Regions from separate parts of the Homo sapiens genome. Here region 1 is linked to region 2. The links are chromatin loops, found by intact Hi-C in ENCODE. Cell type or tissue: sigmoid colon. All regions are shown on one strand.

Region 1 (8,000 bases), 100 kb after region 2:
CAATCTGTTTGAAATTTCTGTGTGGAAGCCTGCATGTGTGTGCATGTGCTTTGGAAAGTGTGAAACAGACAGTCATAACATGCAGGGGAAGAGTGTCCACATCCATAGAGACATCTTCAGAGAGTCTACAGCTATGAGGAGACACATGCACAGATGCCTCCCAGTGCTGAGATGCTCCCATGGACCAAAGGTGTGGGACTTATCACAGGGATAACACTATCATAAACCAGCATCGTGCCCTGGCCCCCACAGCCCCTGCAATACATCTCCTATCTCCTGTCTCACTCCTCCACCTTTGTACAGGCTGCTTCTTCTGTCTTAAACGTTTTGCTAACCCCATCGTGTCCTTCAAAGCTCAGATTGGGGTTTCTTCTTACAGGAAGCCATCTTTGGTCATCACTTCCTTCCCTACCCCCAGGCCTATCCCCCAGTGTCCTGAGCATAGCTGACCACATGGACTTCAAGTTATCTATTTCTCTTCCTCTTCTGCTAGACTGTCGACTTGAGTACAGGTATAGTAGTCCCTCTATCTGTGGTTTTGCTTTCCATGGTTTCAGTTACCTGCAGTCAACCATGGTCTGAAAATACTAAGTGGAAAATTCCAGAAATAAGCAATTCATAAGCTTTAAAGTGCATGCTGTTCTGACTCGGCTCACTGCAACCTCCACCTCCTGGGTTCCAGTGATTCTTCTGTCTCAGCATCCCAAGTAGCTGCAATTACAGGCACCAGCCACCACGCTTGGCTAATTTTTCTATTTTCAGAAGAGATGGGGTTTCACCATGTTGGCCAGGCTGGTCTCAAACTCCTGATCTCAGGTGATCCACCCACCTCGGCCTCCCAAAGTGCTGGGATTACAGGCATGAGCCACCACGCCCAGCCCTATCACTTTATCTTATCATGTAGGCTTTTTATCATCTCACAAGAGCAGTAGGTACATTACAATAAGATACTCTGAGAGGGAGAGAGACTACATTCACAGAGCATTTATTAAAGTGTACTTACAATTATTCTTATTATTGTTGCCAGTTTCTTACTTTGCCTAATTTATAAATTAAGCTATCATGAGTATGAATGTAGAGGAAGAATGTGGTGTATATATAAGATTCGGTGCTGTCTGTGATTTCAGGCATCCACCGGGGGTCTTGGCATGTATTCCTGAGGATGAGGGGGATGATTGTAATGGATCTTATATCTTCAACTCCTCACCCTACAGCAGCATTTGGCATATAGTAGGGACTCAAAAAATGGTTGATTAAATGAATAAACTAGCTATTGAATGAATTTAGAAAACTCAATTACTGTGGGAATGTTGACAATTTTAATAGGTTTTCTTTCTCTTTTTTTTTTTTTTCAAGTTTAAAATGTTCCAGTGAGGTGACAGTGTATCATCTATGCTTAACCTCTAGCAGGGTATAAACGAGGGCACAAAGGGATCCCTCCTGCTTTTCTGAGGAGCTCAGGGGTGTGAGAATGTACCTATCATCTAAAGCAAGGACAGAGCCAAAAGGAGTCCACGGAGTAATTGGTGGTTTTATGAATTGTTCCCTAGAGGTGATATTTTCATATGCCAGTTCCAGATTCTGGTATATCCTCTTTGGAATGCTTCTTGAAAAGCTTTCGTTCAATAAAAAAGAAGTTACCCCACTTAGAAACACAGGACTTCACTGACAGGAAGCGTTTTGTTCTTTTCTTCTCCACATTTAAAGAATAGAAAATTCAACTCCATTCATCTTGAAGATTTAAAAACAGATGTGGCTCTCATGGCTCATCCACAGCCGCTGAGCAAGAGCCAGCTTCTGAGTGGTTCACAAGGAGCAGCTTGTCTATCGGGAACCTACCCCCAGCCCCTCCTAGGGCAAGAGCCCAACCAGTTTTCCTACATGAGGTCATCACTTTACAATGGGGTTTAAAGCTATTTGTTTTTTTAAACAGCTGGTTCAAACCTTTCACTTGCATCAAAATGTAAAATTGCAAAGCAAGTACTAGCATTTCACATCGGATAAGTACAAACAATGGGGTCAGGCCACAGGCTCAGACATAGATTTGACTTGCCCTGGTCATCATCACTGCTGAACTGAGGGGTCAGACAAATACGGGGCAGAGAAGCTCTGATGGAGATTGGGGGGTTTGTTCTTGGAGTGGTTTTGCCCAGACCTCAAGAAAAGGATTCCCATGGATGGGTCTGGAAGGCTGCTGTAGAGTGATTATGCATGGAGAAGGCTGGATTCCTTCTGGTGACCAGTCACCTCAAGGATTCGGCTTGTAATGCCACTGAGGCTGCTTAATTTAGGAATAACAGATAAAAATAAAATCAGGCTAAATTTTTTCAAGATCAGGTTGACAAAATTACATTTTAGTCAGCTATTGATAATGAGGAGAAGAAACAAAGTATTTGGCATTGTCAGGCTTAGTTTCCAAACTCCAGTTCTATCACATAGAACTGTATGAACTGGGTAAATTACCTAACAAGACATAGCCTTAGTTTCCTCCCATTTAAAATGGTGACTATGAGACCTACCTTGGAGAGTTATTGTGAGGAGTCAAGATAATGTCCACAATGTACAGCAAGGATGGGGCTGTGCTATTACTGAGAGGTGACAGCGTGCTGGCAGTCCTCAGAGCCCTCGCTTGCTCTCGGCACCTCCCCTGCCTGGGCTCCCACTTTGGTGGCATTTGAGGAGCCCTTCAGCCCCCCCCCCACTGCACTGTGGGAGCCTTTTTCTGGGCTGGCCAAGGCTGGAGCCCACTCCCTCAGCTTGCAGGGAGGTGTGGAGGGAGAGGCGTGAGCGGGAACGGGGGCTGCCTGCGGCACTTGCGGGCCAGCTGGAGTTCCGGGTGCGCGTGGGCTTGGCAGGCCCCGCACTCGGAGCAGCCGGCCAGCCCTGCTGGCCCCGGGCAATGAGGGACTTAGCACCCGGGCCAGCGGCTGCGGAGGGTGTACTGGGTCCCCCAGCAGTGCCAGCCCATCGGCGCTGAGCTCGATTTCTCACCGAGCCTTAGCTGCCTTCCCGCGGGGCAGGGCTCGGGACCTGCAGCCCGCCATGCCTGAGTCTCCCACCCCCTCCATGGGCTCCTGTGCAGCCCGAGCCTCCCCAACGAGCACCACCCCCTGCTCCATGGTGCCCAGTCCCATCGATCACCCAAGGGCTGAGGAATGCGAGTGCACGGCACAGGACTGGCAGGCAGCTCTACCTGCAGCCCCAGTGTGGGATCCACTAGGTGAAGCCAGCTGGGCTCCTGAGTCTGGTGGGGACGTGGAGAGTCTTTATATCTAGCTCAGGGATTGTAAATACACCAATCAGCACCCTGTGTTTAGCTCAAGGTTTGTGAATGCACCAATCCACACTCTGTATCTAGCTGCTCTGGTGGGGATGTGGAGAACCTTTATGTCTAGCTCAGGGATTGTAAATACACCAATCGGCACTCTGTATCTAGCTCAAGGTTTGTAAACACACCAATCAGCACCCTGTGTTTAGCTCAAGGTTTGTGAGTGCACCAATCGACACTGTATCTAGCTGCTCTGGTGGGGCCTTGGAAAACCTTTATGTCTAGCTCAGGGATTGTAAATACACCAATCAGCACCCTGTGTTTAGCTCAAGGTTTGTGAGTGCACCAATCGACACTCTGTATCTAGCTGCTCTGGTGGGGACGTGGAGAACCTTTATGTCTAGCTCAGGGATTGTAAATACACCAATCGGCACTCTGTATCTAGCTCAAGGTTTGTAAACACACCAATCAGCACCCTGTGTTTAGCTCAAGGTTTGTGAATGCACCAATCGACACTCTGTATCTAGCTGCTCTGGTGGGGCCTTGGAGAACCTGTGTGTCAAAACTCTGTATCTAACTAATCTGATGGGGACTTGGAGAACCTTTGTATCTAGCTCAGGGATTGTAAACGCACCAGTCAGCGCCCTGACAAAACAGGCCACTGGGCTCTACCAATCAGCAGGATGTGGGTGGGGCCAGATAAGAGAATAAAAGCAGGCTGCCCAGGTCAGCATTGGCAATCAGCTCGGGTCCCCTTGCACACAGTGGAGGCTTTGTTCTTTCGCTCTTTGCAATAAATCTTGCTACTGCTCACTCTTTGGGTCCACGCTGCTTTTGTGAACTATAACACTCACTGCAAAGATCTGCAGCTTCACTCCTGAGCCCAGAGAGACCACGAGCCCACTGGGAGGAACGAACAACTCCAGATGCGCTGCCTTAAGAGCTGTAACACTCACTGCGAAGGTCTGCAGTTTCATTCCTGAGCCCAGCGAGACCACGAACCCACCAGAAGGAAGAAACTCCGAACACATCTGAACATCAGAAGGGACAGACTCAAGACGTGCCACCTTAAGAGCTGTAACAGTCACGGCGAGGGTCCGCGGCTTCATTCTTGAAGTCAGTGAGACCAAGAACCCACCAATTCCGGACACATTACTATTACTAATAGTGATATTAGTAATAGTAATGCAGTATTTTGCTTTGAAAAACAGTCTCTTTTCAGGTAACCCAGCAACCCCCTCCAAGTGTAAAGAGGCAGAGGCAAGATAAAAATACTGACAGGGCCGAGGTAATGAAATCCCATTTTATTAAAGAAATGACAAGGTGCAGATGGCCTGGTCTAGTGCCTTCTTCTATATGGGTTCCTGCCAGGATTATATACTTTTTCATGTGTTGGCTAAGGTGGGGCTAAAGGTCTGTCCATATTCATAGCCCAAGAAAACTGGATCATTTCACTGTCAGATGGAAGGACAGCCTACACAGAAGGGAGGTTTATTTGATCTATACTCCCTGAAGCTTCAACCTCCCAAGGGAATTCAATTCTATTCCCTTCGTCCCAGAGCATGGAGCTTGGTCCACACAATCAGTCTATCTTTTGGCACCTGAGAGATGCCTGAGCGGCAGGTGTATCTGCTTAGTATCCAACCTGTTTTTATTGCCAATCCCAATGACACAAGGGAGTTCAACTGGCCATGACTTTAGAGGAGTCAGAGGTTGTCATTGTTCCAAGAATACAGTTTCACAACAGCCATAAAATGAGGACTCTGTTTAGCCCAAGGATAATGAAATGGGCTGAGGATCTCCAGCTGTGAAACTAAAAACGATAAACTTTCCAGCAAATTGGCAAGAGTATTGTTATACTCATCTTTTGTCTTTGGGGAGGTCATAAAAGACATCACTGCACTTCAGTTACACAGAAAAGAAGATCTCCCATCCCCTAACCCCTGCCTCAGGGATGCCGTCTCTGTGCCTCCCAATACTCAGACTAATAGTCTCAGAAAGTTTAAAAAGGGCATTTTATAAAATCCTTTTGATGTGAAATGCTGAAAGCACAAACTGAAAGATGTTAACAGTAAGCCTGTGGTCCCAGTGTCCTGAGGACCAGTCATTTGCTGCCTGGTCAGGTCTTGGTTCAGCACAAACCAATACAGCCACCTCTACTGTGGGCGTGAAAACAAATACCCCTAAAACTACTTCAGGAGTGACATGGGTGCTGCAGAGATTCACCCAAAACGTCTGGCAGAGCTGTGGAGCCACCTCCCTTCAGGGACAAAGAGCATCTTTTGTTAATTGCCACCCAGTAGTTCCCATTAGGGAATCACTCTTTTACTTAATGTCACTCCACGTGGTTCTGGGGAAGCTGATTTCATCCTTGATTCTGAAGGTTGAGGGATCCAGGCTTAAACCACTCAACAAGTTGCATTTTCTCTGGCCACTTTGATTGGTTGAGACATGAGCATGTGACTCAACTAGAACCAATGAGATGAGATGAAATTTTCACTGGGGGGAATTCTGGCAAACTCTCACAGCTTGTGAAGCGGGAAGGACGTGAGTGAGGCCTGGGCTACTGCAGGGGGAAATCCAGATAGTGATCTGAGAGACAGAGGGAATGGGGCATGAGGCTCACCATTGGAGCCCTGCCCCAAGCTGAGCCTCGGGCCAGCCCTCTAGTAGTTTTGGCTGTGCAAGTCAATGACTTCTCTTTTCTCTTCCAGTCACTTTGGGTAGGAAATGTTGCCATTTAAACTCCTTTATTGCCCCATTGTGTCTTCTTTTGCTTCTCTGTCACTTCCTCTTTTACTATTTGTAGTTTTTTTATTAGTTTTTTTCTCATTCTAAAAACAATCCATCCTTAGTTTAGAAAATTTCATAAAGACAAAAAAGAAAGCAATGTGATTTTCCCAAGATCAAGCAGTTCTCAGGTGGCTGATGCCAGAGGCAGTGTTCCTGACCCTACAAGCTACTTTTAGCTTCTCACAGACCTTTTCAGCATTCTGATGTAAAGCTTTCAGTCTTTTCCCCCTGTGGCGTTTTTGTTTGTTTATTTGTTTTTTGATTTTTTTTTTTTTTTTTTTTTTAGATGGAGGCTTGCTCTGTTGTGCAGGCTGCAGTGAGTGGCACAGTCTCGGCTCACTGCAACGTCTGCCTCCTGGGTTCAAGCAATTCTCCTGTCTCAGCCTCCCAAGCAGCTGGGACTGCAGGCGCCCACCACCACGCCCGGCTAATTTTTGTATTTTTAGTAGAGACTGAATTTCACCACGTTGGCCAGGCTGGTCTCAAACTCCTGCCCGCCTTGGCCTCCCAAACTGTTGGGATTACAGGTGTGAGGCACGTGCTCGGCCCCTTTGAGTATTTTTTATGAACATATATTATTATTTAAATAATAATAGGCTGGGCGCGGTGTCTCACGCTGGTAATCCCAGCACTTTGGGAGTCCGAGGCGGGCGATCACAAGGTCAGGAGATCGAAACCATCCTGGCTAACACGGTGAAACCCCGTCTCTACTAAAAGTACAAAAAATTAGCCGGGTGTCAAGGCGGGTGCCTGTAGTCCCAGCTACTCGGGAGGCTGAGGTAGGAGAATGGCATGAACCCGGGAGGCGGAGCTTGCAGTGAGCCGAGATCGCGCCACTGCACTCCAGCCTGGGTGACAGAGTGAGACTCTATCTCAAAAATAAATAAATAAAATAAAATAAAATAAATAAATAATAATAAAGCTCAGATGATATTACAAATACAGTTTGTATTCTTTTTTTAAACTTAGTAATATATCATTGACATTTCCCCCAAGTCAATTAAATATTTTGCAGGAACATGATTTTTAATGGTTGCATAATATTTTAGTTGAATTAAATATATCATAGTTTATGTAAACATGCTCATATTGTTGGAACTTTCTATTTTTTTCTATTTAAAAAGACAAATAGTTGGAGCACAAGGGATTTTTAGGACACTATTCTGAATGATGCTGTCATGGTCTGTACATGTCACAGATTTGGGAAAACCCATAGAATGTACAACATAAACAGCGGGTCCTAATATAAACTATGGACTTTAGTTACTAATAATGTATTAAGATTGGGTCGTCAATTGTTACAAATATACCATACTAATACAAGATGTTAGTAATAAGGCAAATGTTGGGGAGGGAGGAGCATATGGGAACACTTTATTTTCTGCTCAATTTTTCCATAAACCGAAAGCTTTTCCAAAAATGTCTATTCATTAAAAACAAATAACAGAGTAAACAAAAAACAATGTAAGTATAATTTTTAAACCAATTCTGATTATTTCCTTAGAATGAATGTCTACAGGTGGAATTATTGAAGCAGAGGCAAAGATATTTTAGACGTATTGCCATAAGTTCTTTTCAGGAAAAAATGTATCACTTTACATTCTCACCACCACTGTATGAGAGTGTCTTGTTCGTTGTATTTTTGCCAACACTGAAAATTATTGAGTTTTTAAATCTTTGCAAATTTAATAGGAAAAACATAATACCGAATTCCAATTTGCCTGCCTTTGATTATTAACTATAAAAATTAAAACAGTGTGACACAGATTAATGGTACAGAATGAATAGTTTATAAAGAGAATTAAGTTATTGAAAAGGGGAGCATCACAAACAAGTGGGACGGGGGAGAGTAATTTTTCAGAACAAAGGAAGACAAAATGAGATCCACATCCCATGCCTTCTCCTAGTGTACTTGAATGTGAGTGTGCATTCTAATCAC
Region 2 (8,000 bases):
TCCTCACCATGTCTTCAAAGGCCCTACTTTGAAGGGTTCCCCATCAGCTCTCTGACCTCATCCCCTCCTTCTCTTCTCCTTACCTCCTCTGTGCTCTACACTGATCCTCAATGTTTCTCCAATTCCCAAGTACACTTCTACCTCAGGACCTTTGTTAATGTGATTGCCTAGAATTCTTCCCCCAGATATTTGCTAGGCTCACATTCCCACTTCTTTTGGGTTTTTTCTAATCTCTGCTGAGCAGAGAAGCCTTCCCCAAGTGCCTTAAATAAAAAGATACCCTTCTCACTATCTCTGTTCTCAGTGTTTAATTTTTCTTTGCGTCACTTACTGACACATAGAGTATTTATCTTTTGTCTTTTTTTCATATACCATCCTTACACCTCTTATAGAATGTGAGCTCCATGTGAAATGGAGATTACCCTGTTTACTAGAGCAGACCATGGAATGTAGCAGGTGCTCAGTTGGCATCTGTTGAAGGAGTTAAATGGAAAGACAGGAGAGGAGGAGTTGTTCTAGGCAGTGAGAAGAGCACACCTGAACCCACATGTGCCTATACTTTGTGCATCTGAGAACTTCTGCCTTTGAGGACTCCAAGATCAACTCCTCAAATTGGGACTGGCCAGAAGCTTATAGACACCAACTGGCAGGTCATAGAGCTTGGATAGCAGAAACAAAGTCAGAGATGAGAAAAATACAAAGATGATACAAACCTTTCATCCCTTTCTTCCAGGAGCCCCAGAATTTTCAGCAAGGAGAACTTCCCAATTCAAGTTATGTATGTTAAAACCAGATGGTGCAGAAAGATTTCTGCATCAGGGCCAGGGGCTTTTGTGTACTTGACTCTGACTAGATGGGTTTGCAGTTGACTTCTTTATAAACTGATTTCTCAGAGAATTATCCCAAATGGGAAAATATTGTTTGCCATGATAAAAGTAATGATTTGTGCATGCATGATGCATGAATAGTCATCATGGACCAGAAATTGAGTTAAGTGTGTTACCTGGGTTTTCTTTTCAAATACCCAAAGTAGGATTAAAATAGCAGAGGCGGGTACCACAATTCTCATTGTTTTACAAGTGAAGAGAAAGAGTTACAGACCAGTTAACTACCGAAGCCAAGATCATGCAGTAGAGCAAGTATGTGAGCTTGGATGGTATAACTTCAAAGGCCACACGCTACATTGTCACATTGTCTAGAATGGACTTCTTGCAGACAGTGGAACACAACTTTAGAGCATGGAGATTTCAGAATCATCTGGATCATTAACTGTTGAAGAGAACGGGAGTGGCTTCCCCATGTCCACACCGCTATCGAAAGGCAATGTTTCTACGTCCAGACCCAGCATTTGAGGCCCTTCCCACTGTACTTGTAACCTGTGACTGCTGGGTAACCCTTAAATGGGCAACCATCTAAGATAAGTTAAGACAATCCTTTTATCTTCAAAGACTTTAAAATATGGGTCACTTTTTCAACAAGGAGAATGTTTCTTAGCATCCAACACATGTGGTAGCAATAATCTTGACTATCTGAACAAACTTGAAATTGTACAGATCTCTAGGTAATTACCCCATCATTTGGTAAACCAGTATTACCAACCAGTCTCTGAGGAGTACCTCAATGCCCATTGCTTGTCATAGCTCTGAAACTGCCCCCAGCTAAGCCAGGGGACAGGCCTGGCAGGGCACCTGCATCTGCCAACATCCTGCCTCACACAAGGCAGCCACAGCAGGGAATATGAATAAACCAACGTGTATGTCAGGGGAAGAGTGTTTCACTCAGTGGGTCATTGCCAGAAGGACTTGGCTTTGCAGATGGTCATTCCCTCCATGGAGAGCAGAGCACCTTCAGCAGTGGCACCTGCCTGACTGTACCCAGCTCATCTCCCACTGCCGTGGACAGTGATGGGAATGGCACGGGGAACATGCTTTGGGCTCCTGGAGCCAGTGGAACATGGCCGGAAGGGGTGGGTGTTGGAGTCAAATGGTGCCTAGCTCCCATCAGAGAGATTTTAGGCATATCCTTGTCCTTCTTTGAGTTCTGGTCTTCTTATCTGAATACAGGAAACAAATACAACCTCAGAAGTTATTGCAATAATTAATTGAGGCTATGTGGAGCAGGGGTTGGCAAATATTTTCTATGAAAGGCCAGATAGGCCTTGCAATCTGTCTGGTTTCTGTCACAACTACTCAATTCTATTGTTGCCAAAAGAAGTCATAGACAATATGTAAATAAATGGGCATGGTTGTGTTTCAAAAAAACTTTATTTATAAAATAGGTAGCAGGCTGGATTCGGTTTATGGGTTGTACTCCTGATGTAGAGCATCTGGATCAAAATCTGGCACATGCTAGGTACTAAGTAGAAGCCACTGTTATCATCATTATTATAATTAGTGCTTCTACTGTTACTACTCTGCTGATTCTACCATTTATGGCTGGGTGATTGTAAGCAACCACGATTGATTAATGGTGTAAAAATAATCAAAAGTAATAGAGTTATTCTTATTCTGACCAACACTTAGAGAAGGCTTACCATGTGCCAGTCTTCTAAGCACATTATACACATTAACTCTTTAGCCTTTTAAGCACATTACACATATTAACTGTTGAACCTCAGGTAGATTTTATTGTTATCCCCCTTCTGCAGGTGAGAAAACTGAAACAGAAAGATCTTAATAACTTGTCAAAGCATATAGCTAGGATTCAAACCTAGGCAACATGGCCTCAGAGCCCATAACTCATTTCTTTGCTTCCTCTTCAAGAGTGAGGCCTTCCTCAAGATTTGGGGACTGTGGCATTGCTCAGCCTGTTGAAGGGTTGGACCACGGGCCTGGTCATGTCCTCAGCTTGGGAAGATTCTTCTCCAATGGCGCATAGCTCCCTGTCCTTGACTGTAGTTGCTGGCCAATGTAGGAAATGTTTTGGGCACAGCTAATTACATCTGAGCACCTGGGCAGCTCTCATTTACTGGTGCTAATTAAATGACTTCAGTGCTAGTGGTACCCATTACCTAGCTGATTGCTTTTTCTCTGCTATTAACAGTGAAATTACTGAGCCTGGAAAAGGTCTGTTGGGAAAGAAATAACTCTTATTTGGGTGGGATGATTATTTCATTTTTACTATGTATTATGTCCTTTAAAACAAACAACCTTTAGACAGCATTTCATTTTGGAAACCTCTTTACCAATCCCCAAATCCAAAATTTGGCAGAATTTGGTGATGATAAAATTTCCACTTCAAGTAAAATTTTAATTTCTTATGGATTTATTGCCATTTTCCGTGGCTGGGCGTCGTATTTCCCTTTGAATTTAGAGCACTTCTCCTTCGAATGTCTCTCCAGAGCCCAGGATGTATGTGGATCTGAGAGGCCAGGGAATTGGCTTTGCTCTCTCCCCAGTGACCTCACAATGGCCAATTAAACCAGCAAAGTAAAACAATCAGTTCCTTGCTGGAGACATTGTAACATCAGCCCTGGGAAAGGAGAAACAGCCATGCCCTCCTGTTGGCAGCAAGTTGAGCAACATGATCTCATGGGTCTTTTCCATGTATGACATGTGATGCATACATATATATGAGTGCAGTTCTCAGTGAGCCAGGCCAATGGGGGAGAATAAACCTTGCTTTCTTTCCATTTGACTCCCATATTTATAGGCAGGCGTCTTTGGGCTCTCTACATTCTTTTCTTGAACACATTTGGAGAGATTATTTTTTCTGTGCATGGTGGGTATTCTCTTTGTGGTCACGCAGTCTGCTGTTTCAAAAACCAACCCTGGGCGATCTTCCTCTGCTGGGTTTATTTGGAAATATCTGCATCCTCAGTGCCACTCACCCTTCAAAGCTGGAGAAAGCTGCTAGCCAAAAGCCAGATGGCATTTCTCCCTGCACCAGGTGGCGGGGAGAAAGATGGAGGCAAGGTTTATGGAGGAGATCAACCCAGACAGGAGAAAAGGGAGTGCTCTGGATAAAAATAGCTCATGTATGAACTCTCGTCCCCCACTCCTTAATGATTTCTCTGCTGATGGTGTTTGGCTCTCAGAGGAGGAGTGGGCGCCGAGGATGGTTACTCAACTGGAGAGAAGCGGAGGGAACCCGCCTGCCAGGTGGGTTTTCCAAGCCTGTACGGCTCTAAACTTCTCCACATGTGAACAAGTGTTTACAGTTTTAAAGATGTGTTGAGTAATTGCACATGCGAGATAGCTCCCCTTTAATGCGCCCAGCATGTTCCAAGGCTTTCTACGAGAACACCCTGGTTGACAATGAAATTGTTTGCCTTCTCTGTGTTGAAACTTAAGGAGGTACTGGTTTGTGTTGAGATATAATTGGTAGCACTTGTGCCTTTGTAGTTTTTTTTTTAGCTACTGAAAATTACTGCCTTAATCCACTCTTTGCTTACCCGGATTACCATAGAAGCCCCACAGAGCCCCCTTCACATCAGAGAATAGAGAGGCAGTTCTTAAAACTTATTTTGATGCTCACATAACATTTCAAGATGCTGGGTAGAAAACAAAAGCAACAGCATTAATTCTCTTTTAATTTCTCTCAATTTTCAAAAAATTTGAATCACTGCAAAATCATATAATTGTTCTTTTGCTATTTAAAAGTCATCAAAAACCCTCCTGTGTTTACAGATGGGTTTCTCTTGTTCCCTCCCCCACCTTCACCCCTTCTCTTAATTATTCCTTGCTCTCTTTATTTTCATGGGAAAATAGCTGGTGTCACCTCAGGGAGACAGGCAGGGCATTCTGCTTTGCTTGTTATTTTTTATAGAGTTCTTTGTCTTCTCTCTGGCTTCCAGCAAAACACAGCCAAAATAGTTTGGCAGATCACTTTGCGTTAGTAAAACTCTGTGTCAGCCATAACCAAGGCCTGGAGTAAAGAACTAATGTCAACTTGCAAATATGTTGGAGAAATGTCTTGAGATCCACAAACATCTTCCCCTCAGCTCTCAGATGAGATTCCATGATCAAGCAAGACTGGTGGGTGGCTGAGATGTCACCTGCTTGCCAGTCCTTCACCTGCCCCAGGATCTCCCCATCTCAGTGGCAAATGATGGAACTTCACAACCTGGCTGCTTCCTATCAATTAATTCCAGGGCTGCATATTTCCAACTCGAAAATCTTTTTACTACTGTTTTGCAGTTTTCCCAACTGAGCACTTTGGCATCTGAGAAAGAGACTCTGAGAGGCATGGCCCCGTGAGAACTGAGCCCTCCCTCTTAGTTGGCCAGCTCTGCCCCTGCTCCAGACTCACTGTGGACACCACCTTCATTCCTCCTGCAGGCCTTCTGCAGGAAGTTAGACAGGGATATCCTCACCGGAGAGATGTGTGCTTATGTGGAGAAGACCTTACGATTTCCAAAGTCTTTTCAACATTTGAGTCTGAGCTTCTGTCTGGCTGGAATCAGACATTAATTACATTTAAATGAGAAGTAAAATCTTATTAACATTTCTTGCTTTCACCTAAACCTTTTCCATGAGGCTACACTGCCTCCCCTCCTCTTAAGCCAGGGTTAGGGCAGCCTATAGATGAGTTTTTCTGTTACTAGGATGGTCTGGTGGCAGCGACAACTGGAGAAGCCCCTGTCTTTTCCTCCCACTGCATCCCACTCTCATAGCTGTAGCAGTGGAATTGGGATGCTTATTATTCCAGGATAATTATTTGTTCCTTTGCAATTTTGTGGGATTCTTGAGGATAGTTTCTGTGGTTGCTCACTTTTGTGCAACTCTGATTTTTGTGTAGAGTAAGTGCTCAATAAATATTATTTGGCTAAATTCTATATTCTCTCTGAAGTGGTGCTTATTTCTGATTGGCATTAATCCTAGAACTGGCACTAAAGATAAAATTCCTGCAGCATGGCATAGAGGTGCAAGAGCTATGTTGGAAACAAGAAGTGTAGACATGGCCTTGGAGGGTCTGTAGTCAGTCGGCAGAGTAGTCGGCACCAGGGTGCTCCCACACGGAGGATGGCAGTGATGCATGGGCAAGCCTGGAAGGTCTAGAAAGGATATAGAAGAATGCAGGCATCCATTTATTCATCAGCGGGTGTAGGGTGTCTGGGGGAGGGGAGCAGATACTGGCTGGGGTCCTGCAGTCCCAACAGTGAACAGGAGAAAAGCAAACACTCTCCTTCTGTTGTGTACCGCTTACTAAGGGAGGCAGATGATAACATGTGTAATTAACAATTCCAAGAAGCGCTGCAAAAGAAAGGTGCTGCCTCCCCAGCAGGGGCTCAAGAGTAGTAGACCTGAATCCAGGGATCCTTGGACAAGAGAAAAGAAGGCGCAGATGATGAACACAGGGCCTTGGGCCCAGAGCATCAGAGCAGGTACTCAGGATCATGACAGGGGCCCAAGGCAGGGATGCAGTTGCAGCAAGGGAGGCTAGATACTAGATTCCAGAAATCCAGGTTGGAACCCCTTAAATCTCTCTTGCCTCAGGTAAGGGTTGGTCCTGAAGGAGACAGGGCTGAGCTTAAAGTTCCGAGCCAATTTCACTGCAGTCATTCATTCACGGAGCAGCCACCACATGACTGCTAATGTCATGGGCAAATAGCAAAATCAGTACAGTTCCTGTTCTTACAGAGTTTTCACTCCAATGGGAAAAATGATCAAGTAGTAATTACACAAATATATCTAATTACAGACTGCTGAAAGTGCTACGAGGGAAAGAAACAGGAGCCATAGTAACCAGAGGGTCTAATTTAAAGTAGATTTTTACTGAGGTCTCTCTGAGGACCCAAAGTTTGGCCTAAAGGAGTTAGGCTGATGAGAAGTGGGTGGAAGAGCACTTTAGGTAAAGCAAACAACATGTGCAAAGGGCCTGTGGTCTGCAGAAAAATGCCCCTCCCCCACCCCACACTCCGCCCACAGATGTTCACACCTGAATCCCTGGAGCCTGTGAATATCTTACCCAACATAGCAAAAGGAACTTTGCAGATTATGGTTATGGTCCTCGAGATGGGTTGATAGCCTGGATTATCAGGGGGCCCCAATCTAGTCACACGAAACATTAAAAGGAGAGAAGCTTTCCCAACTGCAGCCAGAGAATGATATACCAACAGAAGGGTCAGAAAGATGCCACATTTAAAGATGGGCTGTACACTGGAATGTAGGCAGCTTCTAGAAGTTTGGAAGGCAAGGAAACACATTCTCTCCCACAGCCTCCAGAAAGGAATGCATCCCAGCAGACACTGAGGCTTTAGCCCTGTGAGACCCATGTGGGCTTCCGACCTAGAGAACTGTAAGATAGGAAATGAATACAGTCTCGGTACATGCCAAACAGCTTGGTACATTCCAGAGACCAAAAGGTGGTGGCTGGTATGGCCACAGCATTGTATATAAGACAAACACACAAACCATTTAAGTGACTGAAACAGGGAAGGGACAGACATGATGATCTGATTTCTATTTTGCAATTCCACTTTAGATGTTAGGTGGAGAAAGGACTGGGCGGTAAGTGTAGAATGGAGAGACCAGTTAGGAGTCTATTTTAGGAGCCCTCACAAAAGGTGGTAGGAGCTCTGATGTGGGTGGTGTCAGAGAAGAGAGAGTAGTGTATGCAGTTGAGAGCTGTCTGGTGGTGGAATTAATCAGATGTGATGATTGACTGGATTCAGGGAGCAAAGGAACAGAGGAATCCAGGATGCCCCCTCTCCTCCCCAGGCTTTTGACTTGATCAGAGGGTGAGAGCAAAAGTCTAGAAAGCTGGGCAGAGGCAGGTTCACAACACCCAACCACTGCACAGATGGCTCCACCTGCCACCAGCAAAGCTAATCACTGAGAAGCATCTGTCATCTCAGAAATCCTCCAGAAAGCCAGGGAAATGCCTACTGCAAGATCCACTGGTTGGGACTCTTTTTGAAGGTACGAGTGATAGAAAAACCAATGTATCTTAAGCCCGAAGATAATTTATGCTTATTTTTAAGCTGGAAGTCCAGAGGTTACATCTGGCTTAGCCTGAGCTTGATTCAGGGTTCGGATGAAGTCACAGGGCTCATCCCT

The links. A loop is a pair of places that touch in the nucleus more often than their neighbours do. Peaks named below come from ENCODE experiments on the same cell type or tissue, not always from the same donor. Only the 100,000 strongest peaks of a DNase experiment are listed, where the experiment ranks them.
Region 1: a loop joins it to region 2, with 6 times the contacts of the local background. A loop is called at or near these places in 2 of 110 quality-filtered maps.

Annotation. Positions count from the first base shown.
Region 1 is chr10:121,030,498-121,038,497 of GRCh38, reverse strand. All of the region lies in intron 3 of LOC105378521 (a long non-coding RNA gene), which reads left to right. Among named protein-coding and RNA genes, the nearest start is that of LINC01153, 140 kb to the left of the region's middle. In sigmoid colon, no CTCF peak of the experiment used is centred here; a DNase peak (open chromatin) is centred at 4,887; H3K27ac peaks cover 580 bases.
Region 2 is chr10:121,134,536-121,142,535 of GRCh38, reverse strand. The region is part of intron 1 of LOC124902515 (a long non-coding RNA gene); the gene reads left to right. All of the region lies in intron 1 of LOC105378522 (a long non-coding RNA gene), which reads right to left. Among named protein-coding and RNA genes, the nearest start is that of LINC01153, 40 kb to the left of the region's middle. In sigmoid colon, no CTCF peak of the experiment used is centred here; a DNase peak (open chromatin) is centred at 4,187.